Linked DNA regions of Homo sapiens: region 1 is linked to region 2. The links are chromatin loops, found by intact Hi-C in ENCODE. Cell type or tissue: PC-9. All regions are shown on one strand. Links, peaks and the distances in the headings refer to the core of each region. The heading gives the core; the rest is flanking DNA. Region 1 holds the start of KLHL31 (kelch like family member 31). Region 2 overlaps LOC101927189 (a long non-coding RNA gene).

Region 1 (15,950 bases), core at 3,816-11,815, 300 kb before region 2:
TAAATGTTAAATATTTTCCTTTTCGCGAACTCAGAGGTTAACCACGTGGCTCTACGAATAAATAACGTGTTCTTCCTGCGTCCCTGCATCTACCTGGGCTCAGATACTGACTGGCACAGAAGATACCGAACTGGCCCGGGATTCCCGAGTCACGTTGTTGGGCATCGAGAGGGTGCAGCAGGACACGCCGACAGTGGCCTCGGGTAGCTCGTCGTCCTCCGTCCACTCGTTGAGCTCGGGGCTGAAGCACTGGATGCACTTCTTGTACTTCTTCTCGCCCTCGTTCCAGCCCCCCACCAGGTAGGCGCGGCCATGCAGCGCCGAGACGCCCGCAGTGCTCACTCCCACCTGCAGCGGCGCCGCGTAGCTCCACTGGCCGGTCGCGGGGCTGTAGCACTCCACGGTGAGCACGTCCACGCGCTCCCCGCGCGGCCCCAGCTGGCTGCCGCCCATCACGTACACTCTGTCGCTCAGCGTGACCGCGCAGTGCCAGCCCCGGGGTGTGCTGAGGTTCGGCAGCTCCTGCCACGAGTCGCTGGCCGGGTCGTAGGCGCACACAGAGCGCGAGTAGGCGTTGGCTATGTAGCCTCCGGTCACCAGCACGCGGCCGTCGGCGACCGCGCTAGCGTGGCAGCAGCGCGCCACCTCCAGGGGCGTCTTCGGCTGCCACTGATTGGTGGAGGGCACGTAGCACTCCAGCGAGGCCAGGCTTCCTTCTGCGTTGCGGCCGCCCGCGGCGTACACGAGCCCGTTGAACACGCTCAGGCTGAAGTGCGTGCGCTTCTGGTTCATGCTGGCCAGGTGTATCCAGGTGTTGAAGCGGGGATCGTATCTGGAAATGATAGAGAAGGTGTAACAGCTTTGTCGGCGGCAGCTGGGGACCCCATGTTACTTTGCAAATCATGAGTGGGAAGCCTGACACTACCCCTGCAAGGAGGCGAGGGACCTGGCCCAGCACCTCACCTGGAGGCTGGAGTTTCTCTCTCAGCCAGTAAAAATGTGTGACACTTGGAAAAGACAAAGCAGGCATTGACCACCCCTCGCCCCCGTTTATAAGCCTCTCCTCCGTTTATAAGCACTCCCTTTATGGGGCCACTTGGAGAAGAGCCCACAGAGACTGAGCTTTCAGTCCCCCTTTCCTCCATATTCAAATATCTATCATCCAGTGGGATTTACGAGATGTGCACATGGGGGAGGCTGGGCATTTGTGACGATCAGAGGAGTGGCGATCAGAGAAGGGCATCGCCATATTAAAGTCAATTCTGCATATCCTCAGATGCCAACCATTCCTAGCTCCCTGTCACAGTTTAAGATACGAATTGACTGACTGGATTTCTCCATTTCTCACAAACCCCTTAATCCTACACCTCTCTTGGCCATTGCGACAGTAAAGCCAAGCCACTCAGCAAAGTCTTCTCTTGTCTGTTAGACTGAGACCAATAGAACTGTCTAAAAGCATCAACAAAGGCTTAACTTTGGATACTCTTCTATTTTCCAGCACTTGTCAGTAGAGAAGACTTTTTAGTTTAGGGATAAATATATATTTTTTTCAGTGCTCGGAACTATCCATGTATAAGCACTGCAATCAATACCTCACAAAGCGACTCGAGTACTAAAAGGTGTCTTTACAGCAGGAGGAAAATAAGCATAGTGAACTGATGCTTTCCTGTTGACATAGTTCAGAAGTATTGTAAATACAGAACTCACTCCTTCAGTCTGATGTTCATCTTTGTCCCATTTAACTCCCAAATTAAACTCAACTATAGTTACAAATTAAACACTAAAAATCAGTTAATTGTGTTCTTTAAAATGCATACACACATAATGGAATAATAAAGTATATTTTTCATGAAATACTACACAAATTTTCAGATCTTGCTCATTAGTTATGTTTGACTTTGTACTACTACCATGATATAAGCATGATTTTCTGAACATTTCATATGAATGGAAGTTTAATTTTTAATCATAAATATATAAAATAATATGGCATTTGAATTCCATTTTTCTGAAGGATGTGTTTTACTCTTTTACTCTTTTCTGTATGTATCAAAAATACTGACACATTTTCTGTTATTCGGTTTTCAAATAAGTATTTCAAATTAATTAGCTGCCACATTTTTAATGATCTCATTCTATTTGCCAATTATGAATTTGACAGTTGTCAGTAGCAGTCACTTAAAATACATTTTGTATTATTCTATTCTTTCTTACTACTTAGTGTTAAAAACTGAATTTGTATCTAATTTCTATCAAAAGTCAGTGTATTGTGAAGAGTACCCAACTAGAAGTGAGTAAATGTGAATTGCCGCTTACTGGTGTTATAACTTCTCTAGGTATCAGGTTTCTCATATGTAAAATCAGAATAATTATATCTTCCCCGCCCACCTCACAGGCTTGTTTCAGAAATCTATAGTGCAAAATATAAATGAATGTACTTTATATAATATAAAGTGCTGAACATACGTAAGGTGGCATTATTATTATTTTTGATTTACTAAGCCAATGGACTAAGTTAATAAGCAAGATTAATTTACTTCTATGTTAGGGCTATTTCCCTATAATATTGAGCCATTTCAGTTCCTAATAAAAGATCAAGTACCTGCAGAAATTGCTGACTGCATGCTTGGCTTGATTTCTTGCATCATTCTGGTCTTCACCACCGGCTACATAAAGAAATCCATCCATCACAGCCACACACTGATTAAAACTTTTGGCTGGCATTTCCGTAAGCTTGCTCCATCCATTTTCAGGGTCTCTATACAAGATGTCTCTGCTAAGGGACTTCTCAGTAAGGCCTGGGCGTCCCCCAACAGTGACGAGGACTCGGCAGCCACCTCGGATTCTTGTTCGCCTAGATTGCAATGTGTTTTGATGATATGGAAGCAAGTGGTAGTTCATAGCATCTACGAGAAGTCTGTGACAATCAGCATCTTGCATCATTCTTGGTACGGATTGAACATAATTGACCAGGTCTTGTGCAGAGATGGTACCAAAGCGAATATTGCTCAAAAGATCTGCAGCGTATTTTACTCTCTTTTGGTCAAATTCTAACCATTTCATTGCAATCTGGAATGCTACTATCTCAGAAGGCAACTGTAAGTCATCATCTATAAGAAGTTCATTAATTTGTTCAAATGTAAGTTTCATAAACTGATCCGATTCTGCAAATTCAAGGAAGTTATCCCGAATAAATTTCTGGGCTGCTGCTTTTGCATTTTTTAGGGAGTATGTTTCAGCAATATTAACAACATACATGCAATTCTCAACACTCATCTCCCGTATCAGAAAATCACTGCACATCTTTACAAGAGTATGGATCTGAAGATAAACAGCAGCAGAAATAATGCTTCCTATTGTATACAAGGAGAGAGTGAGCTTTCCAGTGTAGGCATATGCAATGACAGTGGCCAGGCCTAGTGGTGAGATATCATTGAGATCCACCCTCTGAATTGACGGGTCTTTTTTTAGGATGTTGTAAAAATACTCACTGCATGAAGCCATGACTGACTTATGAACATCAAAGGATTTGGTTTTGGTACCAATGACTAAGTCACATAGGAAGTTCTCCTGCCGCATTTTACTTAAACCTTCCAAGAGGTTGGGGCCATAAGAAGCATCTGTTAGTTCAGAAGAAATGCAGCTAAGGCCATTGCCTCCCTCTAGGAGCCCATTCAAAGCATTCAGTTTGTTTAGGGGGCTATCTTCTACGATTATAGTCATCTCATTGATATCTCCTTTGTTCTTTTTGACAATCTTCTTTTTGGGTGCCATGTTGGCAAATACACTGTTACAGGCAAGAGCTTGCTAAAAAGAGAAAAAAAAAAACATGGTTTTGTTTTAATTGTGCTTTAGACTTTGAAATACTACATTGAGAAACTTTTTCAAAAGATAATAGTTTTCATGGCATAAAATAGATTAATTTTTAAAATAGATTTAAAGACATATTAAACTAGATGTACATTTTACAGACAGTTTACTTCAGCATGAAGCATTGAAGACAATTCTAGGAAGATTTATGTTATCAAATGAAATCTCTCCATAACTGTATTGCCAAGTAATTATATAGAAAAAGTGACCACATTTTCTTTCTTTCTTTTTTCTTTTTTTCTTTTTTTTTTTTTTTGAGACAGAGCCTCTATCTGTCGCTCAGGCTGGAGTGCAGTGGCATGATCTCAGCTCACTGCAACCTCTGCCTCCCGGGTTCAAGCTATTCTTCTGCCTCAGCCTCCCAAGTAGCTGGGACTACAGGTGTGCACCACCATGCCCAGGTAATTTTTGTATTTTTGGTAGAGATGGGTTTTTACCATGTTGGCCAGACTGGTCTCGAACTCCTGGCCTCAAGTGATCTGCCCACCTCAGCCTCCCAAAGTGTTGGGATTACAGATGTGAGCCACTATACCCAACCAACATTTTCTGATTGAGCTATATAGTAGAATAGTAGTTAAATATCATTTAAAGGGCTTAGTTTACTGTCATGAAAAAGTGAATTATAAACACTCTGAAGATTTTCCTCAGTAAAATACTAAAATTCAGGAATACATGTGAAATGTAGAAAATATTATGGAAAGATTATTTTATTTGCAGTAGCAATGAAACCTGTTATATTTTAAGAGATATATATACTTGACTCTAATTTAGTGAGACACATATAAGTACTATAGGATTTTGCCAGAGGATTTAACAGACAGGGACTCTACATTCCTGTATGAAGAGATGGATGTCATTTCAGTGAAATTTTAGTTGCTACCTCTATAAGATATTTTTTCTTTTTGGAACTTAATAAAATGATTTCAGAGTTTAACTGAGGGAGTGAGTATAAAAGAACATCTAGGAATTTTGTTTAAAAATAAAGGAATTCTTACCAGATGCAAAAAATTAGAGGAACTAAAAATTTTGGATCAGGAATAAAAAGAAATTCAGTGGAATAAGATAAGAGGTAGAAACCTATAAATTCAGAAGAACAAAATAAAGGGTAGAAACCCATATATGTATATGTGTGTATGTGTGTGTAGATATATACAGTATATATGTGTGTGCATATTTATATATTTATATAGTGTATGTGTGTGTAAGTATATATATTAAGATAAATGTGGCACTTAAAAATCAATGAGAAAGAACTTGTAATGGCAGCATTAGGTCAACTGATTTGCTACTCTATATATTCACTAAAATAACTTCCAGATGAATTAAATATCTAAGTAACATACACACATACACAAACTTATATAAGACCAGAACAAGCTAGGGATCTTGTTTTTGTTTTTGTTTTTATAACTTAGGTTAGGGAAGGCCCTTCTCAGCTGACACAAAATCCAGAAGCTATAAAAGAAAAGACTGAAATATCAGAATATAGAAAAATAAAAGCCATGAAACAAAACTGACTCCTTAAAAGGCAAGCAACAGACTGGGAAAACAAGTATTTTTAACTTTTTTTTTTTTTTTTTTTGAGATCGGGTCTCATTCTATCACCCAGGCTAGAGTGTAGTGGTGTGATTTTGGTTCACTGCAGCCTTGACTTCCAGGACTCAAGCAGTCCTCCCACCTCAGCCTCCTGAATAGCTGGGGCTACAGGTGCATGACACTATCTATGCCTGTCTACCTTTTTTGTATTTTTTGAAAAGAATGGGTTTCACCATGTTGCCCAGGCTGGTCTCAAACTCCTGGGCTCAAGCAATCCACCTGTCTTGGCCTCCCAAAGTGCTAGGATTACAGGCATGAGCCACCTTGCCCAGCCTAATCTGATGATTTCTTTGGTGCAAATACTCTCATCATGACTGATTTCAAGCTATCAACTGCTTAACAATTAGTTTACCAAATTTCTGAAAATTCATCAATCAGCTCTTGTGAGCCAGTGCAAGCCAGCTCCAACATAACACTATAGAAAACTTATATCAAACAGGTTTATGCTAATTATTCAACAATTTTCTCTTTTCACTAGTAGTAATTCATGTACACCTTTCTATAGCAGTACATGTATAAATCCACCTCATTCCTTATAATCGGTGCATAGTAATGCATAGTAAGGGTATATCATACATTGTTCAACTATTATCCTGTTGATAAGCATTTATGTATTTAGGTGGTTTACAATTTTTTGTTTTTGTTTTGTGTGTGTGTGTGTGTGTGTGTGTGTGTGTGTGTGTGTGTGTGTTTTAAATCCCATTGTAATTTCATCCTGAGGGGTAAAACTCAGCTTTGGCTCTCCTTGAAGGGTTTTCAATTTGATGGGTGGTGTATGTGTTAAAGTAATTTTGTAGCCCTTCTATTGTATTTGCTCCTGTTCCTATCCATGCAGAAGAAGAGTAGCAGGTAGGCAGAAAATAGAGATGGTCTAATTCTTTTCCAGTGCTTTTGTTTTCCTCTTTAAGCTCCAATTATCATATTCACATTTATATTTTTTACAAGGCTGTAGCACATACATCCTTCTTCTCATTCTTTTTTTGCAAACAATGCAAAATGCATCCTTACCTTGTGAAAATAGATTATGAACCCTCTATCATTTTAATGCTCAAATGCATTAGCTTATGTGTTGAGTGTCTCTTTGTTGGATTTTCTGGGAGAAACTTTTGAATATTTGTCAGCAAGCAGTTATCAGATATCCATCTTGGTGTGGGCAGCCCAGTGCTGGGAATGATGGAGCAGTACAAGATGTAATTTATATTAGAGACACAAGACATGGCAAATGCAAAATATCAATAAGGAGCTAGGTTAGCACAGCAGAGAAAATTTTGGGGGGAAAGTCCTGTCTGTGTTCCTGGAAGAACTCCTGTGGCCATTTTTTTTTATTCATGTAGATACAGGGCTTGCAAATGCTTATTGTTTTAGAGGAAATCCTGAGCCTGGGGAGTAATCTGAGTGCCTCAGACTGAAATTCTAAATACTCTGTTATCCATCATTAAGATGTTGTTTCATAAGTAGCATGTAAGGGTGATATTTAAAATATTAATTTCTGATAAAACAGGATATCTACTAACCAGAATGGATTCAGGCCACAGTGCTGGACCTGGGTCCCAGCAGTCCCCCTAAGGTACACTGTGTAATTCTTCAGTTACTAGATAATAGACCGAGGAGAGGGTGGAAGGGTGGGAGGGACTCAGAGAAGTTCAGGGCAGTAGCTATTTGACTATTTCAATTTGTTTGATATACATATAATATTTAGAGAGGGATCTTAGTATTTCAGCATACTTTGTGATCCGAATAGAATTAAATTAGAAATTAATAACAATAAGCTATCTAGGAAAGCCATTTAATTTTCAATACTTGAAAATTAAACAGTTTCCTTTTCAATTATCCATGAGTCAAAAAAGAAATCACAGGAGAAATTTTTATAATATTTCAAATAGGATGACAATGAAAATATAACATAAATACCAATTTTACTACTTATCTACCGTGTGACTTTTGGTAGATTACCTAGCCTCTTACAGTCTCCATCAACTTATTTCTTAAGAGAAGATAATAATAGTGCCTGCCTCTAGGTTTGTCAGTGAAGTCTAATGAGGAGCCTGTAACAGCATTTTGCAGAGCACCTGACAAAAAGTGAATATTCAAAAAAATTTGAACCATTTTCATGACAAGCAATAGCCTTTGTTAGTTGTCTTTGGGAATAGAGAAAGGAGCCTGTTTAAGCTTTAGAATGAAGTGAATCAGAGAAAGCCACCACATCATGGACAAACAGTCATGAGGTGCAGGAGGCAATATGGGACAGTCACATAGTGACTCAGAAAAGAAGTGGCAAACAGCAACAAAGGGAAGATTTCTGGAATGTGTAAATATTTCTATGAGATTTTTAAAAAACACCAGGGAGAGAAAAGAAATACATACAAATACACAGCCTGAGAAACAGATTATTTTTATTTTGATAGGTAGGGCTAACCCCGAAAGTTCAGAAAACTTGGGGCATTTGGTTATAGGTTAGGTGAGCAAAACAAGAGTACATGGAACAGATTGTGTGTCTGGATTTAAGGATTCAAATAAAAAGGACTATTGTGGTGGGGTGGTGTTAGAATGGGAGGTTTTGCAGATAACATGAATCTTGTTGGGTCTTGGTAACTGAAGGGTCTTAAATAGCAGCATGTATAGGAGGGAGAAGGTTATTAGAAGTAGAGGAAATGTTTCAAGTTGAAGCAAGGAGGTGTGACTCAGCCTGTCACATGCATTCAGAGATGGCTGAGGTCATGAGGGAGACAGTTGGGCAGGTAATATTCGGTCAATACATACAGGAGGTTGGATGCCAGGAAGGCTTGAACCTGATAAATTCATATGCAGTCTAGAAGGACTAAGAAATCTCCAGGAAGAGAGAGTGCAACTTGAGGCTAGATGAAATAGTGAAATCAGTAAAAGCTCTCTCTCTCCATTTTCTTTCTCTTACTTCCTATTGATGGCTTCTCTTTCCTCCATTGCCTGACCTTCATGCTGCTCCTGGTGTTCCCACTGTTGACTCAGCCCTGGCCTGTTCCACCCATGGGAACTTCCATGCCCTTCTTTTTCTTTATAGTCTCTTGCGCTTGTCCTATTTCTGTAAGACCCCTCTGGGTGATACATTAGCTAGTCTGACAAATGAATCCGAGCTAACCAGTTAATGGGCAGATCTACTCTTTTTCCCGGATATGCATGGTTTCTGTTTTGTAAATAAGTGTCCTTCTATAATTCACATACAAATTTCTATCAGAGTAGCCTTTGTAGAATACATATATTTATATATATGTATATATATACTGACTTGCTGAATATACCATGTGCATTTCAGAAGAATTTGTATTCTGCAGTTGTTGGGTGTAATGTTCTATAAATATCAATTAAATCAGGGCAATTGATAATGTTGTTCAGGTAATCTATAACATTACTGAAAACTTATAGATAGATACACATGTGCAAACACTTATGTATTTATATATTTTTTTAATGAAAAGAAGGCTTTTAAAGCCTGTGAAATCACTCTTTAGAGGTAACTGGCTTATTTAGCTCTCTCCAAAATGAGGAGAAGGAGAGGAACAGGCAGGAGACCATTTAAGAAACTTGAAGTCAGGCTGGGTGCCATGGCTCACTCCTGTAATCCCAGCACTTTGGGAGGCCGAGGCGGGTGGATCACTTGAGGCCAGGAGTTCAAGACCAGCCTGGCCAACATGGCGAAACCCTGTCTCTACCAAAAATACAAAAATTAGCTGGATGTGGTGGCATGCACCTGTAATCCCAGCTACTCAGGAGGCTGAGGCAGGAGAATCACTTGAACCCGGGAGACAACAGAGGTTGCAGTGAGCTGATATTGCACCACTGCCCTCCAGCCTGGGCAACAAAGCGAGACTCTGTCTCAAGAAAAGAAAAGAAACCGTTGAAATCAAAGCCTGCAAACAACTTTCTTGTGGCCGAATTTTCCTATGTAAACTCATAAATTCAGTCTTTCTTTAGAGCTACCATGATATCTCATTGCCGGGTCTGCAACTCATAGGTAAGGCTGTCCATCTACCCACCCAAGTGTTCTCAGTCTGTGCCATGTTCCTCCAATAAGGACACTGCTGCAGATCCTTCAGAGGAACCTGGGGATCAGGATCATTGCTTTGAAGCTGAACAAAGCTCTGATGTTGACTTCAGGGCTGCAGAGTTGTTCATTTGTTCCTATGTCCTAATAAATGCTCTGCCTGTGGCACTGCTCCTGCATCACCGAAAGCCACTGCTTTTCTCAACTTAAGGAGAACCGTAGTCTAGTAAGAATCAATAAGCCACATCTTATGCTCCAGGCCCTGTTACAGAAAAGACTAGCTCCCTCTTTATGGGGGATCAGAACCCAGAGGCTATGTTGTCATGGGGCATACAGGAAAGGCTTCAACAAACTCTCCCGGCCTCTCACATTGGAGCCTTTCTGGGTACAGACACAAGGTACATCACACTGGGTGCAAACAAACACACACCCACCCAGACACACAGCATGCCACTTGACCAACCATGAGTTTTCCACAATCATGTTTAAGTTAAGAGCAAGGGCAATCTTTAAGGAAAGAAGTCATAAAAGGCCAGCAAAGTAATATATATGTACAGGAAAGGAAAGTGGAACAATTTAATTCACTTCAATTTACTAATTTGGTCATAGTGCTGGGCTTCAAGGCTGATGGTATGGGCTAATAGAAGATGGCTGGAAAATCTGAGTATTTTTAAAACCATATTATCCAGTAACCAGGTCACATATTAACATGTAGTCAGAGCAATTCATACAGGAACTCTCACTGTTTTATTCTACGATGATACAAATGTTCACTGTGCACTTCTAGGTCATCATCAATGATAGTCACAGTGACAGTCAAAATGTGGCTGTGAGGAAGAGGTGTTACGAAAATGAGTTACATGTGTGTGTTCATATATAGAGTATAACCTACATGCTGAGCAATACATTTTGAAAACATTCCATTCTTTTTGATTCAATTGATATTTTAACTTTGCAAAGTTGGATGAGGGTTTTACTTACTCTCTCTTTTTTTTTAAAGCTCTCTCTCTCTTTTTTCTTTTTAACGGAGTGAAGGTCTTATTGTCAGCTGCTCAGGGCATCCCCAAGCTTGGTAGCCAGGGTCCAAGCTCAGTAGCCAGGGCCATCAGCCAGGATATGATTAGTATACCCTAGGGAGGGCTTTGACTCAGGTTATGGTCTGCATGGCCAGGCATGCATCTTTGTTAAGCTGCCAGTGGCTAGGAGAGTGTGAAGGCCATTTCTCCATTTTTCCTAAATGACAGCAGGCTTGGTTCTCCCTGGCTGCCTAAGGGGGGCTCTAATATGTTACCTTTTGGGATCAAAGGAAGGAAGAACTTTACAAGCTTCCGCCAGGACTGTTGGTGGCTTGCACTTTTCACACTGTTCCTGCCAGTAGGAATTCTGGAAGGAGGAGCAGGTTTAGCCAGAGCAGCTGAGGTTGTGTAATGGGATGAACAGCTATTTGGAAGCACTGCCAGTCCCTTCCCTTTTTGGGTCAAAGAAAAGACTTTGCACAGGATGCAGAGGGTTGTAGAAGGGTCCCTATGCTACTGGAGCTATCCTTTCTTTCTGTGGAGGAAGCCCAGAGCATTCACCTTCCCTGGCTATGGACTCCACAGCCTCCTCTCCCTCTGCTGTATCTGCTATCACGTAGAGCAACCTCTTGACTACCCTGGAAGAGCTGCCCATTAGAAACTGGGCAGAAGGGTAACAGAGATGCAATTGCACACTCCCCTCCCCATGCCTACTGCAGATCCTGGCTCTTGGGCCATTTCTAGTGCCATGTATTCAACACCTGATAAGCAGCTGGGCAGAATTACGTAAATCATTACATTTTTCCTCATCTTTTGTATTTGCCAAATTTAAGTATATTAATTCTTAAATATACATCACCAAGCAGGAAACTGTTTTATGTATTTAATGTGAATGGATAGCTCCATTTTCACCTAAAAAACAGCTATATAGCTAGCATTTATTGATCGAGGGTGTACTATGTGCTGGGCCCTGGGTTAAGCACTTTACATCATTTTAGTTTTTAAATTTAAATATTACAGATATCCTAAAAGGTAGGTTATATTATGTTCATTTTACAAATGAAGAAATTAAGAATCAGAAAGAGTAAAAAAAACTTGTCCAATATCACATAAGTAAGTGTGCAGTGTGTGCTGGGGCAAAATTCAAACCCATGGAAACCCTGGGCCCCTATATTGTCTTCTTTAAATCCAGGGTAGGGTAAAAACTGTAGTAGGTTAAAAGTTAGCTTTTTCTAACATGGGAAGATAGAGACAGTGCAAGGTATAGCTGGTGTTTATAAATTTAAAATTTTGATATGGAGAACATGAAATGGTTCGTTCTGGTTCCAAATACTAGAATAAAAGAGTTACCTTTTTGAATGTAAAATAAATTTGTTTGGGGACACATCGATCCTGTGGATTTCTTTATCCTATTAAGGGTAGTAAGAATGTGAAAATCCAATAGGTTAGGTAAGCCAAATAAATAGGGACAAGGAGGGCTTGCATGAATCTGTTTATCAGATAATCAAGCACTTCCTTTAGAAGTATTAGATTGAATATGAAATTATCATTTTTTGTTTAAAAGCAAATACTTTCAATCTCATATGGTTCAACTTAGCTAGAGGCTGTGCCTAACTTTTATCTATAAAGTATACAGACTCTATGCACTAAGTTAACTACAATTCTATTCTCTAAGGCTGTATATAGGACACAAGGACACAGTACAAAGTTTTTGTTTGGGTTTTGTTGAAAACTTTAGTAAACTGGCTCTTTTTCTTTCCTAGTATTTTGTGTGTTGGAGGGAGAGGAGGTTAGAAATTGAGTTTTAAGACTGATGCCTTTTTGATTATCATAGAACTGAAAATTGGGTTTCGGTGTTCATTCTGCTCTAACCACTTGATAGACCTATAGCAGAACGTCCAACCTATCAGGATTTCAGTATAATCAACTGTCAAACAAGGAGATGCATTACTTTTGCTTCTATAATTTTGCAGACAGTTATGAATACACAGCTGACTTTTGCTGTCAGAATTGTCAAAATCTGTTCCTACATTAAATCTCCCTGTAATATGGCCTTCCATATCTTTAGAATCTACTCATTATCAGATAGGGATGAACGAACTGAGACAAGGTTTCTTTACATGGGATCTATATGTCTGGGTCTGAACAGCTAGATTTAGCAAATAAAAATACAAGATGTCAAGTTGCATTTGCATTTCAGATAAACTATGAATCATACTTTAGTATAAGTATGTCCCAGGCAGTGTTGAGGACATACTTATGCTAAAAGTTGATTTGTAGCTTACCTGAAATTCAAATGTAGCTGGATGACCTGACTTGTATCTGGCATTCCTGATCAGGGCTGGGTATCAGGTGAGTCCATGAGTCCTGCGGAATAGTCTGAAACATACTGTGTGCATATGTTTATGTGTACTTTCCACACACTGGGCTCAGCGTTTTCATGAGATCCATAACCCGAAATAGATCCAAAATGACTGGACTGAGAATAATGCTGCCAAGCAATGGTACATAATTGGACCCTTGTCTGTAAGTGGGCAAGTCCATGTGAAAGTATTGCACTTAAATTCTTCCTGGCCCCAGCTGATCCCAGATGAAGACCCCCAGAACTGGTTATAGAAAAGAGTTGTTACTTCATATTTGAGAACATTTTCCTTCCCACTGCCCTGCACCCATGCTTCCTGGGAGTCCACAACAGGGTAAACTGGAAAGCCATGTGTGCTAAAGTGTCACTGTCACTCTCATGCCAGTATGAACTGGGATCCCAGAATGTCTTTTTGCCAAAGGGGCGAATCAGCTGCGCCTGCTCCCTGTCCTGGCCACATTCCTATCGCTGCATCTGTCGGGGCTCATCAGCCCTACCTCCAGGAATAGAAACCCTCCTGGCTTCTGTGGCTTGCCATTTTAAGTCCAACCTCGGGGTGGGGTGTAGGGGGGTGGTTTCCACTTCACCATTACACTTCCAACATGATTTTTAATATAAAATATATGTCAGCATAATGATATGTGCACATTTAAGACAAAAACCTATTTTTTAGCCAAATAACAAATTTTTTTTTTTTTTTAGGAAGGATATTTCCATTTCATCAATAGGTTATATTTCTGGGAATTCAGAGTTGTCTGAGTTTTGTGCTACAGATTTAGTTAAAACTGGTAACATTTCATCCAAACTGATCAGTAACAAATGTTAAAATGATTCTTGATAAAAATAAAGGTAGAATTCTAAACTTTGTGAACAAAGCCTAAGAATTTTCTCTCCTTCTCCTTCTCTATAAAGTAGTGAAAGAAAAATATATCTTAAGCTTTAGAGATTTAGAATTTTTGTTAGAAATTACAGGTGGTTTTACATTTGTAGGGCATCATTGTCATGCATTTTGTTACCGTGAAGTTCTCCTAACACGTTACATTTCTCAGATTTCAAAAAAATGTTTTCTGTCTCCCAACTTCAGATTAGGGACATGAACCACCTGACCCAGCTGTAGACTCCCTTCAGTAAAATAGCTCTACAACCACAAACACTCAGCCCACCCTCTCCCACCCACACATCCACACACACCCCAGGATCTAGAAGGCAGGAATTGGCGACTCTGGTCCCAGCTCCTTACCCTCCTTGGGTGAAGTGGCAGGTCAACTTGAGATGATGAAGTTTTAGCAGGAGACTCCTCTTGGGAAGGGATCTGTGGAGATAGAGAGAGGGAGAAGGAAAATCCGGTGGGGAGCCACCAGCAGCCACCTGACAAGACCCGGCTGCAGCAATTTTTAGAGTGACCCTTTGCCGTCCCACTGGATAAGGCAGGCCGAGCCTGCGCTTTGGCCCGGGAGCAGAGCAGCGAGCGCCCTCCTCTCCGTCTTTGGCCTTCAACTCTCCAGCCAGCCGGGGGCAGGGGGCGGGGCTCCGGTTGGTGGAGAGGGGTTGGGTTTCTTGAACTGACCAGCTGCTCAAAATGAAAAAGAAAAGAAAAGAAAAGAAAAGAAAGAAAGAAGGAAAGAAAGAAAGAAAGAAAGAAAGAAAGAAAGAAAGAAAGAAGGAAGGAAGGAAGGAAGGAAGGAAGGAAGGAAGGAAGGAAGGAAAGAAAGAAAGAGAAAGAAAGAAAGAAAGAAAGAAAGTCAAGAGCTCAATCAACCTGTGTGAGAGGAAAGAAAATTAATTCGATGGATGTTTAATTGTTGGAAGCAGGGATTCTAGTAGAGTAAGGAGAAGGGAAGGCTGTGGATTAAAAATTAGTTTTTGGAAAGGTAATTAGCCTGGTCACCTACGGTCTTTTGAGAAGATAGTGGTTATAAATAGCCTATTCTTTATAAGAGGAGCACGTATCTACCAGATATGGTACTTTCTACAGCACCTCACATGTGGTTCTAACATTATTAGGCTCATTTTAGAGTTTAATAAAGTGAGGTTTATGGCCAGCGATTTTCCAGTGATCACAGAGAGGTCTGAGATTAACACACACTCTAGCACACATGCAGGTTGGGAAATATCTACTTTGGCAACACTTCATGAGAAAAAAAATTCAATGATTATAATTGACTACAAATTTTAATGGGCACCAAGAGTGTGAAATGGTTGCTTAAAAAGTTAACATGATATTAAGCTACAATAATAGAAAAATAGATCATGGAAAATAAATGTTCTAATTATTCTTCATTAGTCAGATGATGTGTTAAGCATCACTTTGCTATCTTGGCACTCTGAGAACTTACTCTTCATCCTACAGAGATGGCTGGAACAAAAAAACTTCAGAGGCGGTGCATGTTGGAAACATCTGAAGAGAAGTATGACAAAGAGAGGACTTTTAAGATAAGTGAGACACCTGAGAGCAAGTGTTGTGGGGGCTGTTGTACAGCAAGAGGATTCAGTCAAAATTTCTGTAGCCTAAAATGTCAAAAATTTTAATGTGCAGTAATTCCGGGGAAATACCTTAAAATAAAGAAGAAGAGTGCAGATAACAGCTGGGCTCTAATGATGAAAATGGCAGCCTTGTAAAAGAGCCAGTTCTCTATAATTAGAAGGGTGGAAGTAAAAGAAGTTGCAGGACTGGTGTGACATTGAAGGGACTCTGTCTATGGCTGGGGGCTTGCACTGCATCATCTCTGAAATCTTTCCAACTCTAAGGCTCTGATTCTATATGTGCCAGTCTCCAGTTCACCTGAGACTCTCAATTCACTGGATAGCATCTGTCTATTGACTACTTCTGCTGGAATTCCCACCAATTTTTTAGTAGGAAAAACTATTTGGATTTTTTTTTTAATTCTTTGCTTCTACCCATAGATCTCCAGCACAGAAAGCGCCAGGAGCAAATCAAAGAAGCTTCTATTATGGTTTGCTTCTAAGAAATTCTACTTGGTCCCACCTCCTTGACTCAGGTAAAGGGTCAGAACCTTCCATCTTTGTTTGTTTGTTTGTTTGTTTTTTGTAGAGACAGGATCTCAGTATGTTGTCCAAGCTGGTCTCA
Region 2 (15,950 bases), core at 3,118-11,117:
AGACACATACACCCTCCCAAAACTGTACCAGGAAAAAATTGAATCTCTGAACAGACCAATAACGAGCTCTGAAATTGAATCACTAATAAATAGCCTACCAACCAAATAAAAGCTCAGGACCAGATGGATTCACAGCCAAATCTTACCAGATGTACAAATAAGAGCTGGTACTATTCCTATTGAAACTATTACAAAAAATTGAGGAGAAGAGACTCCTCCCTAACTCATTCTATGAGGCCAGCATCATTCTGATACCAAAACCTGGCAGAGACACAACAAAAAAAGGAAACTTTGGCCAATATCCATGATGAACATTGATGCAAAAATCCTCAACAAAATACTAGCAAATGAATCCAGCAGCACATCAAAAAGCTTATCCACCACCATCAAGTAGGTTTTATCCCTGGGATGCAAGGTTGGTTCAACACACGTAAATCAATAAATGTGATTCATCACATGGACAGAACTAAGGACAAAAACCACATGTTAATAGATACAGTAAAGGCTTTTGATAAAATTCAGCACGCCTTCATGTTAAAAACTCTGAACAAACTAGGCATTGAAGGAACATACTTCAAAATAATAGGAGCCACCTATGGAAAAACCCACAGCCAAAATCACACTGAATGGGAAAAAGCTAGACAGAAAATCAGAAATAGACAGAGATTCCCTCTCTCACCACTCATATTCAACATAGTACTGGAAATCTTAGCCTGAGCAATCAGACAAGAGAAAGAAAGAAAACACATCCAAATAGAAAAAAAAGAAGTCAAACTATCTCTGTTTGCAGACAATATGATTCTACACCTAGAAAACCCCATAGTCTGTGCACCAAAGCTCCTTGATCTGACCAACAACTTCAGCAAAATCTCAAGATACCAAATCAGGTACAAAAATTAGCATTCCTATACACCAACAACCATCAAGTCAAGAGCCAAATCAGGAATGCAATTCCATTTACAATTACCACAAAAAGAATAAAATACCTAGGAAAACAGCTAATAGGGAGATGACAGATCTGTATAAGAACCATAAAACACTGCTGAAAGAAATCAGAGATGACACAAAGAAATGGAAAAACATTCCATGCTTATGGATGAAAAGAATCAATATCATTAAAATGGCCATATTGCCAAAAGCAATTTATGGATTCAAAGTATTCAAAGCTATATCCGTATAAAACTACAAATGACATTCTTCGCAGAATTATAAAAAATAATTTTAAAATTTATATGAAATCAAAAGAGAGCCCAAATAGCCAAGGCAATCCTAAACAAAAAGAACAAAGCTGGAGGCATCATGCTACGCAACTTCAAACTATACTACGGAGCTACAGTAACCAAAACAGCGTGATGCTGGTACAAAAACAGACACATAAATCAGTGGAACAGAATAGAAAACCCAAAAAATAATGCCTCACACATAAAACTATCTGATCTTTGACAAACCTGAAAAAAACGAGCAATGGACAAAGGACTCTCTATTCAATAAGAGGTGCTGGGATAACTGGCTAGCCATATGAAGAAGATTAAAACTGGACCCCCTTCCTTACACCATATGCGAAAATCAACTCAAGATGGATTAAAGATTTAAATGTAAAACCCAAAACTATAAAAACCCTGGACGACAACCCAGGCGATACCATTCTGGACATAGGAGCAGGCAAAAATTTCATAACGAAGATGCCAAAAGCAACTGAAACAAAGGCAAAAATTAACAAATAGGATCTAATTAAACAAAAAAGCTTCTACACAGCAAAAGAAACTATCAATAGAGTGAATAGACAACCTACAGAATGGGAGAAAATTTTTGCAAATATGCATCTGACAAAGGCCTAATATCCAGCATCTATAAGGAACTTGAACAAATTTGCAAGAAAAAAACAAATAACCTCATTAAAACTGGGCAAAGGACATGAACAGACAGTTTGCCAAAGTAGACACACATGCAGCCAACAAGCATATGAAAAAAAGCTCAACATGACTGATCATTAGAAAAATGCAAATCAAAACCACAATGAGATACCATCTCACACCAGTCAGAAAGGCTATTATTAAAAAGTGAAAAAAAATAGATGCTGGTGAGGTTGCAAAGAAAAGGAGACACTATACATTGTTGGTGGGAGTGTAAATTAGTTCAACCATCATGGGAAGTGGTGTGGTAATTCCTCAAAGACTTATAAACAGAACTACCACTCCACCCAGCCATCCCAATACTGGATATATAAGCAAAGGAATACACATTGTTTAATCATAAAGACAAGTGCATGCGTGTGTTCTTGCAACACTATTCACGATAGCAAAGACATAGAATCAACCTAAATGCCCTTCAATGGTAGACTGGATAAAGAGAATGTGGTACATACACACCATGGAATACTATGCAGCCATAAAAAAGAACGAGATTATGTCCTTTGCAGGGACATGGCTGGAACTGGAGGCCATTATCCTTAGCAAACTAATATAAGAACAGAAATCCAAATATCACATATTCTCACTTATAAGGGGGAGATAAATGATGAGAACAGATGGACACATAGAGGGCAACAACAGACATTGGGACCTATTGGAGGGTGGAGGGTTTGAGGAAGAAGAGGATCAGGAAAAACAACTAATGGGTACTAGGCTTAATACCTCGGTGATGAAATAATCTGTACAACAAACCCCCATGACACAAGTTTACCTATATAACAATCCTGCACATGTAGTCCTGAACTTAAAAGTTATTAAAAAATGTAATGCACACATAGCTAATTTTTATTTAAAAGAATAATAATAGAAATCTAATAAGCACCCACATACATCCCATCCATCTCAAGAAACAGAACATTGTCAATGTTTCCGAATTCCTCTGTCTGCCTTAACTGATCATGTACCCTTCTCTGCCCACACTCCAGACAGGGCAAGTCTCCAGAATTTTTATCCGTCTCTTGCTTCTCTTTTTAGTTTTAACTCACATACATATTCCACTAATTGACACATTAGTTCTGCCTGTTTTTGATGTTTATATAATGTATAGTCTGTGCTCTTTTGTATCTTGTGCTTACACATATATTTTTGAGATTCATCATGTTAATATTGGTAGTTGGCCTTTTGTTCACCACTGTATAATGTTCTGTAGCATGAATGTATCAAAACTAATATATTAGTTCTACTCATGATTGACATCAAGATATTTTTTCTATTATGAATGCTGCTTCTATGATTATTCTTTTTCTTATTTTTTATTTTTTTGTAGAGATGGGAGTCTCACTTTGTTGCTCAAGCTAGTTTCAAACTCCTGGCTTCAAGCAATCCTCCCACCTCAGCCTCTCAAAGTGCTGGGATTACAGTTGTGAACCACCACAGACAGCCTATGATCATTATTCTTTTTTTTTTTTTTTTTGAGATGGAGTCTCACTCCGTTGCCCAGGCTGGAGTGCAGTGGTGTGTGATCCCGGCTCACCTCAACTTCCGCCTCCTGGGTTCAAGCGATTCTTCTGCCTCAGCCTACCGAGTAGCTGGGAATACAGGCATGTGCCACCATGCCCAGCTAATTTTGTATATTTAGTAGAGACGGGGTTTCACCATGTTAGCCAGGCTGACCTCAAACTCCCGACCTCAGGTGATCCGCCCACGTCGGTCTCCCAGACTGCTGGGATTACAGGCGTGAGCCACCGCGCCCGGCCATGATCATTCTTAAACACGGCTTCTGAAGTGCTTCTGCAAGAGTTTCTCTTTGGTTACAATCCTTGAAATAGGAATACTGAGTGGAAGAATAAATGCATGCCCAATTTACTAAGGGACACCAAAATATTTTTCAATGTATTTTCCTATTAATAATCACTTCAGCAGTGTTTAAGAATTCCTATCGCTACATATCCTTTCTTACTGTCAGTACTATCTTTTATCTTTTTTTCAATCTGGTGGTCATGCATATATGCATATTTCACAATATATTTGTGAAATGATGTCTGATCTCTCACAATAAATATATGAAATTATACCTGATATTTAATTTGCATTTCCTGACTAATCCAATTCCTGACTTCATAAGGTTGAGTCTCTTTTTAGGAATTATAGGTACTCTTCTCCTCTTTTGTGAAATTCCTATTCCTGTCTTGCCTGCTTTTATGGAGTTTATTGTTCTCATTATGTAATAGGCATTTCTTATTTGAAGTACTTTGTCAAGTGTATTGCAAATGTTGTCTCCTGGTTTGTGGCCTGTCTTTTAACTTGGTGACGTCTTTGATGAGTAGGATATACAGAAGTTGTTAAAAATTTAATGTAGTCAAATATACCAATGCTTTCCTTTATGGTTTGCATTAAGAAATCCTTCCCTTCTCTGAAGTCATAAATCCATTCTCCTAGATGCTCTACTAAATATTTAAAAAATTACATTTAACATTTTAATTTCTTAATCCATGTGGAATGTCTGTGTGTGCATGTTTGTGTGTATAATACCCAAAATGCTTGATCAGGTAAGCATTTCATATCTGAAGAGGCTGTCCTGGCACCAGGATTCGGGACAGGAAGCATGGCATGCCAGAAGAGTACATCTCTGTATCTCTTTAGTTGGAGTCCACCCAGGATTCTATGGTCCTAATTAATATAGTGTTATAAGCCTGGATACCTGGGGAGTCAAGTCTACCTATTTTGGTAGATAGGCCTTGTCTGTTTGTGATGGCGCTTTTGATCTGTCAACCTGGTCAGGCTACAGGCCAGTTATACAAACATAATCCAGGTACTGCTGTGAAAGAATTCGGCCTATGGAATTACAGCTCTTAAGTCAGTTGACTTCAAGTAAGGAAGATTATTCTGGATTATCTGGGTAGGCCTGATTGAATTGTTAGAAGGCCTTAAATGCAGGACTGAGGTTTCCCCAGGAGAGAGAAGAAATTCCACCTGTGGATGAGAGCTGTGGCTTGTTCCTGTGAAGTCTCATTGTGCTCATGACGACTTTCTGCATGCATTTGGGACTTGTTTAACCAGCCCCTGCAATCATGTATGCCAATTCCTTGCAATAAATTTCTGTGTCTCTCGCTGTTTCTCTTTGTCCCTGTCTGCCTCTCTGTTTCTGTATTTCTCTCTGTATGTATGTGTGTATACATACACACACACATATATATTCATATATATATATATATATTTCTTCCTCTGCTTCTCTGTTTGAACCTTGACTTAAGCATTCTTCTCTCTTTCATATATATTACAAAATCAACTTGTCAGGTTGATTTTGTAATTTATACATGTTTGGGTTTCAATGTATATTACATTAAATCTATATGATAATTTGGATGGAATTGATATCTTCACAGAATTGAATCTTTCTATCCATGTTTTTCCACTTAGGTCTTTTTAATACCTTTCCATAGAGTTATAATTTTCTGCAAAAGCTTTATTTTTGTAGCTGTTACAAGTGTCAATTTCTAAACCTTGTTCTTATAAAAGACATACATAAAAATTGCATGGCTTAATGAATTATTATAAACACGCATATAATCACTGCTCAGGTTAAGAAACAGAACATTGCCTGAAGCTTGCTGAGTGCCTCTGCCTGTTCACAACCCACTTCCTCTACCTGAAACACAATCATTATTCGGACCTTAGAAAACTGCCTCACTTCCTTTTCTCCCTCTTGTCCTTCCACAATTTTGTCACTTCTGTAAGAATTTCTAAATAATATGATTTAGCACTTTATAGAAATGGAATCAGGCAGCAGTGTGAGTCCATATTATTATTTAAACTTTACTCTTTCTCATTAAATACGTGTTTATCATTATGAAATGACCCTCATTGCCTCTTAAAGTCTTTTTTTTACTTTAATGTCTACTTTGTGTGATATTAATAGAGCACACTAAGATTTTCCCCATCCTTTTATGTTTTGCCTTTCTGAATCCCTATTCCTGGTGACCACTGTGGTTTGCCACATCTTAAAAATATTTTTGCAGAGAACCCTTTACTATGTTATTGCCCTCTGAGCTACAAGACATTATATATTTGGTACAGATTTTCTAGTTTTTTTAAGAGGATGGCGAGTGCAAATTAAATTCATCTGATTTGCTTTTATTAGAAGCAGAGTCCCCAGTTGTATCTTCTTTTAAATTGCTTTTTATTTGTGGATGGCTTTATAAAATAAGTTTTTGTGCATTGATCCTACACCCTGCAGACTTGCTAAACTCGTTAATTTTTAGCTTTTTATATATAAATTCTTTCAAATTTCCATGTAGATAATCATATTATTAGCAAATGATGAGAGATTTCATTCTTTTTGATCCTTACACCTTATATTTCTTTTCCTTGTCTTGCACTGGCAAGTATCTCCAATACAATAAATATAAAATAGCAATTAGGCTTTGGTTTCTGATTTTAAAGGGAATCCATTTAATGTTTTGCACTAAGCAAAATATTTGCATGTTTTTTAAAATTGGTATGCTTTATCAGATCAAGCAAATTCCTTTTTATTCCTAGTTTGCTAAGAGATTTTTTAAAAACATCATAAAGTGTTATTGAGTTTTATTAGAGCTTATTCTGAATCTATTAAGATGATCATACGGTTTCTCTGAATCTGTTATTGTGGTGAGTTACATTCTTAGGTTTTTCTAATGTTGAACCAATTTTGCACCTTGAATAAATTCTACCTGATTATGTGCATTATCACTTTTATACATTTATTGATTTGGTTTATTTAGAGCTTTTGCATCTACGTTCTTAAATGGCCTGGAATTTAACTTTTGTATAATGTCCATGTCTGATTTGACAGCATGTTTACACAAACCTCATTAAATGAGTTGGGGAGTGTCTCCTGTTGTTCTTTCTTTGAAAGAACTAGTATAAGCTTGGAATTATGTGTTCCTTGAATACTCAGGAGAGCTCACTTGTAAGCCCTCTGGGTTCTGTGTTCTCTGTGGGAAGACTGTAACTACTGATTTAATTTATAGGCTGGATCTACCATCATTAAAGATTCTCACCATGGGAATGCCTGCTGTACCAGCAGAGCCCAGGCTGTGTGACAGCTGGGAAGTCCCTATTACCTTGCTGTCCTCCTGTCCCTTTCCAACTTTCCTGGAGGCAAAATCCACAGGGGCTGCAGCTCCCCCCAGTGGCTACAGAAGAGCAGCTCTGAAGGAGAGCTTGTTAGCGGTGGGCAGCTGCAGCCTGGGGAACCACATAGGCTCTGGGCACTTGCCTGCACCGTCCAAAGGCTGCCATCTTCTCCATCTTTGAGTAGGCTTGCTCGAGTCAGGAGGAAATAAGGACCGAGAGGGACAAGTGAGAACCAAGAAAGGAGGGCTAGTGAGAGTGTAATGGTTCTGTAGGCTCCCCATTGTACGGCTCACTGACATTTAGTTGCTAGATAGGGGATAGCCCAGGGAGGGGGCAGTGGTGGCAGCCATGTGGTGGGTGCCTGGTCAGAGGGCGGGCTCAGTTTGGCAGCTCTTTACCAGCCAGTAAGGACAGAGATCTCAACATTTTAATGTCTGTTGTAGCTGTTCTACTGTGCACCAGCTCTGAACACTGGATTTAGATTTCTGGATTGACATTATTTTCTTTCAGCTCTTTGAAGATATTATATCACAGGCATCTGGCTTCATTATTCTGTGAGAATTTAGCTATTAATCAAACTGTAAATTCTTTGTAGATAATTTATCTTTTCTCTCCAACAGCTTTTGGTGTCTTTTTCCTCTTCTAGTGTCTTACAGTTTCATGATAACATATCTAAGTGTCATTTCTCTGTATTCAGCCTGCTTGGCTTCCTGATGGGAGGACTGGACTCTTGCATCAGTATTAGGAAGTTGTCAGGTGCTGTCTTTTGATTGTTGCCCTCCTCATTCTCTCAATTACCTCCTTCTGAATTGCCTATTGTGCCTTCTCACTTTTTCCTCATATCTTTCCATCACTTCATTTCTCTCTGATGACTTCTAGATAAATTCTTCAGATCTAACTCTCACTTTTTTGATTTTCTATGATAATTCCAGCATTTGAAGTGTTTGTGAGTCTACTCTTGGGATATATCACTTTGCTGATTCTCACTCAAGTGACTTGTTTCCTTTGTGTTTTCTGGTTTTTAATTGTAAGGTCTGAATTTTTTTTTCTTTAAACCTTTATCTGTGAGAGATATTTGAGGTTCTGAATTTGAAGTACTTGGGTCAGGGATCTCTTTAAGCTAAATTTTCATATTGGGGGTTTGCAGTAACCATGAAAGTAGTGTGAATTCCAGACCCAAACCCAGTTTGTTATGATATTGTAGTTACTAATTTTGCAGAAAAGATAGCCCCACTCCTGCCAGTTTACCAGAGACAAGGCAAAAATAACCAAGTGAATATTACTACTTGCTTTCTCTATGAGGGATGGAGGTTAGAGAGGCTCTATTTTACTCACTGTAGATGTCAGCCTTGAGAATCTCAGCGTTGAAAGTCATGGTTCTCTTACCCAGTCTCCTATGTGTCCTTCTTGACTTGGGCCCAGACATTCTCCAGGCTCTGGTGCTTGGCCAATTAATTTTCTCCAGGTTTTTCTGTAAGCTCTGTAAGGTAAGGTTTCACTTCATGTCTAGCAGTCATATTGCCGGGAGTGAGTGTACACTGTACTTGAAAAGAAACCCATTTTACAATTAGGAAACTGAGGCACAGAGAGATTAAGTAACTTGCCCAGGATCATAGAACTAGTAAGTGGTCAAGTTGGGACTGAGATCTAGGCAGCTGACTCTGCTGACCAAGTACTTAAACCAAACACAGGCTGCCCTATGGTAATTCTTCATTCTTCTTAATCTACCTCCACAAATGTTCTGTTGGGCTTTTTTTTTTTTTGATGAAGTCTCGCCCTGTCACCAGGCTGGAGTGCGGTGGCACGATCTCAGCTCACTGCAATCTCTGCCTCCCAGGTTCAAGCAATTCCCCTGCCTCAGCCTCCTGAGTAGCTGGGACTACAGTCACGCACCACCATGCCTGGTTAATTTTTTGTATTTTAGTAGAGACAGAGTTTCACCATGTTTGCCAGGATGGTCTTGATCTCCTGACCTCATGATCCTCCCGCCTTGGCCTCCCAAAGTGCTTGTTCTGTTGGGCTTTCTAAACATTTTTTTCCTAGGCATTACATTTTTTTTTGGAAGTAACTCCAGGAAGCTCACTATTTTGCAAACACTCTGGATGTATTACCCTGGTTTAAGGTACCTCATAAGAAACGGGAAAGGAGTAAAGCTGGGAAGGTGGGAAATGGAGTTCTGTTGATTCATTTGAAAAGGCATTAATACTGTGAGAAGGTGACCAGGAAACAGCCTCTCCAAGCACCTTGAGAAGTTTTCTGAATGAATGTAGATAGCTAATGGGAATCTCAATGGAAACAGAGGGACAGTCCCTGATGCTTTATACAGGTCACCTCTCTCTCTAACAACTCTTGGGGCTTCAATGCTCGCTCCTGGTGAACAACTCTTGGGGCTAGATGCTCATAGTTCTGTAGGGTGGGAAGTCCAAGATCAAGGCATGAGATCAAGATCAGACTAAAAAACAAGAGAGCTCTCTGAGGCCTATTTTTTAAAGGCAATGGTTCCATTCATGAAGGCCCCACTTTCATGACCTAATCAGCAACCCAAAATCCTACCTCCTAATACCATCACGTTAGTGACTCAGATTTCAACATAGGAATTTCGGAGGGCACATTTGGTCTGTAGCATGAGTATATGGTGTCTATTGTATACGTCTTTCAACATTTTAATATGTTTGAACATTTTCACAATTAAATATAGACGAGAAGGGGAAAAAAGTAGCCTGGGGTCGATCCCTACCTCATTGCAGGTTCCTTTCAAGTGACTTCTCACTTTTGTCAGCAAATATACTTAATATAGTACTCTGTACACACAGCTGCTCATGAAACAGAAAACTAACATCTAAATTATCATCTAAAAGTATATGGTGCTCCCCATCCCCATCTGCCACATATGATTCAAAATAAAATAATACAAACCTGAAAAAATATGCATGAAAAAGTCTATCCAAGTTTAGACTTTTCCCATTTTAGAAACGTGATAACATTTCTAAATATTTTCTATATGTGTTCTTGCTTTGCTGGTTCTCTAAGCATGGACTTACTATGCAACTTGGGCAGTCTAGCACTGGTAGGCTCTTGCATTTGTTAATTACGGAAAAAGTAGCTTTTTTTAAAAAAAAATATTTATTTATTTATTTATTTATTTATTTATTTATTTATTTTTGAGATGGCGTCTTGCTCTGTCGCCCAGGCTGGAGTGCAGCGGCACAATTTTGGCTCACTGCAAGCTCCACCTGCCAAGTTCATGCCATTCTCCTGCCTCAGCCTCCCGAGTAGCTGGGACTACAGGTGCCGGCCACCACACCCAGCTAATTTTTTTCATATTTTAAGTAGGGACGGGGTTTCACCGTGTTAGCCAGGATGGTCTCGATCTCCTGACCTCATGATCCGCCCACCTCGGCCTCCCAAAGTGCTAGGATTACAGGTGTGAGCCACTGCACCCGGCCGGAAAAAGTAGCTTTATAAGGGACTGAAGCTTGTCCATGCCTGCAGGTAATATCCACCTAATTTCATGGCAAGCTAAACTCTCTTTTATCACTATCTAGATAAATTCGGCATTATATTCTCATTAAAACCCATCTTTGCTTAAAATACTGGCTACCTTGTGTGTGTTCAATTCTTTTAGTAACTGGTACTTTTATTGCCTTGTCATGTTTACCTTAGTCACTTACTAAAATTCCTTTTGCAAAACCTCAACTGTCTGGTTACTTTCCAGGATAAGAAGATTTGCTTTAGAGAGAGAAGATTTGCTTCAGAGACAGATTTGCTTCAGAGAGAGAAGGTCCTCTCTAATTTCTTTCTCTGCCTTATATCTGGTTTTGCTGCTGCGTCAAGCTGTTAGCCATATTCTTAAAAACATTTACTTTGGGCATTTTACTTTTCTTATTAATTTTTAGTATTTCTATTTTATCAGCATGTTGTTACAATATTGATTAATATTGCTTACTAAATGTGATTTTGGGATATATGGGGTCCAGTGTAAGGGGTCTGCCTTCTCCTCATCCCTCTCCTTTCCTTGGAACTGCCTCCCACCTCTTAATCCAGCAGAGGAGTCACATTCCTACATAGTTCCAGGCTTCTAGTTGAAACTAAGCTAGGCCAGTCGAAGATGGAACCAAAAGACGCAGGGATCAGTTGACCTGTTTTTTCAAATGACCAAGACATCAATTCAGGGTGTTGGTCATAGCTGCTTTCCTCCCAGATGGCTGGGATGGAGTTTCCATTTTCACTAAAAACTTTTCTGTTAGAAGCTTATGTGGATCCCTTCAGTGACTCATATTTCAAAACCACAGTAGGATGATAGGTTGCCCATAATTGGTTTAATTTGGGAGGTATCCGCGGGAATGCAGCTGCATGAGGAATCCCTGGTTATCATCTATCAAGGTTGCCTTTGATAGGAAAATCACACTTCCCCCAGAAACTAGAATATACTATCCTCATTATGCAACATGTGAGGCTTCTGGGCTAAGCAATAGCTAGGAAAAGATTTTTTTAAACTTGACTAGAGTATGCAATTATTTAAAACAATTCTTGGCCGGGCGCGGTGGCTCAAGCCTGTAATCCCAGCATTTTGGGAGGCAGAGGTGGGCGGATCACGAGATCAGGAGATCGAGACCATCCTGGCTAACACGGTGAAACCCCGTCTCTAATAAAAAATACAAAAAATTAGCTGGGCGTGGTGGCTGGCGCCTGCAGTCCCAGCTACTCAGGAGGCTGAGGCAGGGGAATGGCGTGAACCAGGAGGTGGAGCTTGCAGTGAGCCGAGATCACGCCACTGCACTCCAGCCTGGGCAACAGAGCAAGACAAACAATTCTTATTCACCTATGTTGACTACACAGTATTTTGATTTAAATATAATTAATATATACAAACATAAAAAACTCATTATATACTCCTTGTATGAGTTATATACTCACAAGTGTTATATGACTATAAAACTAAACCGAATGTACAAATAAGACAGACAATACTGTGTGAAATGGATAATAGTCACATTTGTAAAGTTTTTCCTGTGTTCACAGTATAGTCTAAGTGCTTTACATTTTGCTAATTTAATTATCACAGAGGCAGGTCATCTGATTTACAGTTGAGAAACTGAGGCATACAGTCCACACAACTGTTAAGTATTAGAGCTTTGCTTTGAACCCAGGAAATCTGGCTTCAGAAAGTGTGCACTTAATAATTATGTTAAGCTGCCTTTCTAAAAGCTAGTGAATTGCATTAAAGTGACAGATAGTGTGACTCAGTTAACACTTATTTGCAGGTAGCTCGTTTAACTGGGTTGAAATATATTTGTGTATCAACCTGAATCTTTTGATTTAGAAAATGATGGCCCATCATCTGAGTCATTACTATGACTCCTGTCATTATTTTCTCTTTTTCACAATGAATGTTTTAATCACACATCTGTTATTTGAATGAGCCAATTTAGCAGTGCACTACAAAACACATTTTTATTCTGTAAAATAAAACAAAATAAATTGGCATGAAAAAGATGTGATTAGAGGAATACATTTATACATTGTAGGCCAAATGCTGTGGGTTCTTTTGATGAGGCTTAAAAGAACTTGTTGCTCAATTTTCTTATCATTTTTTCCCCTCATTTAACTGGAAGGAAAACCTCCATTTATGGTGGTGTTTGCCTTCCCTGGGCTTCAACGTGATCATAAACATAAGAGCAAAGGGGGGACAGCCTGGGACATTTTGCGAGGAGATTGTTATGCAGATTCTTTGGAATTTAAGCAAATTTAAGCAATTTCAGCATGGCAATCTTTGAGATGAAAGCACAACCTTAAAATTTTTTAAAAGTTATGTTTTCTCAAAAATATCTTCATAGGCGTCTATGGTCTTCAGCTGAAAAACCACTGGGCTGGAGGAATGTCTTAGAGATTGGAATTTAATCTGATGCTGAAAGGAATGTGGATGAGCAGAGCAGGCGCCACTGTAGGGCTTGGCTGTGGAATTCTCAAGCGTGAACGACTCAGTGCTTTGAGTGCCATCCACAATCTGTTGCAGTAATTATGACCTTGGCTCTGTTTATTTGGGATTGTGCTTGTTGTGTTGTCACAGATCTCCGGTGTTGTTGCTGAAGCCCAGGCTTAATTTGTATTACTTTAATAAATCTGTAGGTGGGACTCAGCCTGAACTTTTACTATTTGAGCCCCAACTTACATGTTCCACATAAAAAGAAGAGTATCTACTGATAAGAGTGCCCCGATGTGGGATTGTTGGAAGATACTGGCCCATACAAATTTCCTGGCTTCCTTGCCACTGCTGGGTCACCAATACCTGGTGGGGATCTGCACGCAGTTAGTGTTCAAGGAGTCCATGTTGAGTGAAGAAATGCCATTCACTCTTCTAAGGTCCAGAGAGATGTTTTCAGTGCCTCTGAGGCACAATATAGTTTCAGGTATTTTATAAATATGATCCAATGATTTAATGGCATTGAAGAAAAAATGACAAGATGAACTTTTTTAAAATCAATGAATTCTTTTCTTTTTTTCCCCTTCTCTGAGTAAGGGCACTGAACATCTGCACTTCTATTTTAATAGGCACTTCTCCGTAAGTGTTCTAAACTCTGCTCAGCCTCACCCTCAGCTGGATCTGGTGTCAGTAGCACTCCATGTAGGATGATATTAGTGAGGAGGCCAATCACCTGGTCGTGTCTGTCCTCTCAGGACATGCCTAAGAGGCTTCTGAAATCTCCTTAGAGCTAACTTGCAAGGTTCCTGCTGGAACTCATTACAGGGAAAGAAAAATTTTCATGATGCTTTTTTTGGACAAACTCAGATCAGCTAATGAAAAATGAAAGAGTCAGTCAAGAGGAAGTAGCTGAGGAGAGAGAGCACCCACGTGAGAACAGGAGAGAATATTTCCTTTAACATAGAACACACTAGGTTTAAAAAAATAGTTCTAGACCTTTCTCTTTGCAGCTATACAATTAAATAATAATGAAAGAAATGTATGTTCCAAAAAAGTATGGTGTGGAGATGGTAGTATTGCCTAGCTAGCATTTTGAGTATTTTTCCTCTAGTTAGTGGTGGGTTGCATTGATTCTCTCCATTCTCTCAGGACTGGTCTCCTTTGGGTTTGACAGCATGTTGCCATGGTATCATCAAGATCTGCTTTCCTGCAGATGGACCTGTAAATAGGCTCAGTATCAGCAAGGGAGTGGAGAGGGGGAAGAATATAATTTAACTACTCTAATTCATGTAATGAGACTCATGAATGTTAGTGAAGTAATGGTGAAAATATTGGCTAGTTGTATGCAGAGGAATTAAAAATAATCCCCTGATCAAACACTATTCATGCACACTGTACTCACTGTTGTGCTTCTGAAATATTTTAAATTTATATTTTAAGTGTGGTTTGAACTTTCCAACACCTGATCTAATACTGAAGTTTATCTTAGAGGACTTAGACATTTATCTTCTTCTTAGATTGCATGTAGTCAGTTGGTGTAGTATTGTTTTTTACAGGACCTCACTTTTAAGATGAAGCAAGCCCTTTTGGAAAGAAAGGTGCTTTCTTTATAGTGGTTTTCTATGTATCCCAAAGAAGTTTATTGTTATCATTATTCATTATTCTCAGCATTACCTAGCTTTTAAAACTGTTTATTGATTATTGTAATAGATTGCATGCCATTTTGGTAACTCTAGGTTTAAAAATTCTACAGATAAAGGCAGCAAAATTCCCCCAAATAATTACCTCTTTAAATAGTTTAATGGAATAATTAAATCTAATTCTAAGCAGTACTCTTCTTTTTGGGACCCTGTATTCTAAATTTTTAAAGTACTCAGTACAAACTTTAAACTTGAATGTATCAAAAAAAAAAAATAGCTGCACCTAAGCATCTCTCTTCCAGACAGGATGAAGCTGTGGAAAGAAGGACCCTTCATGAGGGGCAGAGTGCTGGCAACTTCAGAATGCTTGAAGGGGAGGAATGAAATATGGCAGAGAGTGAAAATATCAGATTAAAGATACTCTCTATGCCTTAGAATAGTGTTTACCAATATGGTCGGCAAATATGGTTCAATGAATGTCATCACTCTGCATAGGTTCAGAAGTGGTATGTCACTTACCTTTCCTTTTAAAATCCAAAGCAGGAGCCAGTACCTGGCAGCTGGAATCAACACCAGAGACCAAACAAATCTCTGGAAAGTTTTTCATGGGAAATCCAAGAAGCTACATCTGAAGAAAATACTTTGTCTGTGACCAACAAGAGAAGGACAGTTTCTCTGGTTTCTATTTCTACCAACATTCCATTAGGGTCTAGCGACATCTCTGGAGAAACTTAAGGTTACTTGGATCCCACAAGTGACAGAACAAATGTAGCCATCCTTAAAGGTAAAGCAATTCACTCAGAAATATGTGGCCATCTTGTCACTGAGAAGCATCCATGTAGATGGCAAGTGGCCTCACTGGTGTATGTATATGGGTATTAAGTATGTGTGCATGTATGCACACATGTGTGCTATGGTGTGTGTGTGTATGCACACATACATGCACATATACTTACTATCCATAAGCATTAGGGTACTTATGGGTATTAAGTATTAATTGTGTGTTTAAACTCAGAATTTAAACACACAATTTGGCCAGGTGCGATGGCTCACACCTATAATCCCAGCACATTGGGAGGCTAAGGAGGGCGGATCACGAGGTCAGGACTTTGAGATCAGCCTGACCAACATGGTGAAACCCCACCTCTACTAAAAATGCAAAAATTAGCCAGGCATGGTGGCACACGCCTGTAATCCCAGCTACTCAGGAGGCTGAGGCAGGAGAATCACTTGAACTGGGGAGGCAGAGGTTGCAATGAGCCGAGATTGCACCACTGCACTCCAGCGTGGGTGACAGAGCCAGACTCCTTCTCAAAAACAAACAAAAATACAATTTAACTAATATTACTGTTGTTTTCTCTG

The links. Hi-C counts contacts between places; a loop is a spot of excess contacts. Peaks named below come from ENCODE experiments on the same cell type or tissue, not always from the same donor. Only the 100,000 strongest peaks of a DNase experiment are listed, where the experiment ranks them.
Region 1: it touches region 2 in a loop (7-fold over the local background); 3 of 110 quality-filtered maps call a loop at or near these places.

What each region holds. Positions count from the first base shown.
Region 1 is chr6:53,651,499-53,667,448 of GRCh38, forward strand. KLHL31 (kelch like family member 31) reads right to left here and starts at 14,258. Exons shown (of 3, transcript NM_001003760.5): 1 at 14,103-14,258; 2 at 2,603-3,807; 3 at 1-832. The coding sequence starts at 3,774. The coding sequence ends at 100. RefSeq lists enhancers at 299-358, 389-608. In PC-9, for the core only: no CTCF peak of the experiment used is centred there; a DNase peak (open chromatin) is centred at 7,693; H3K27ac peaks cover 1,127 bases.
Region 2 is chr6:53,949,200-53,965,149 of GRCh38, forward strand. All of the region lies in intron 1 of LOC101927189 (a long non-coding RNA gene), which reads left to right. Among named protein-coding and RNA genes, the nearest start is that of MLIP-IT1, 42 kb to the right of the region's middle. RefSeq lists an enhancer at 12,659-13,159. In PC-9, for the core only: a CTCF peak has its summit at 7,097 (motif pointing left); a DNase peak (open chromatin) is centred at 7,062.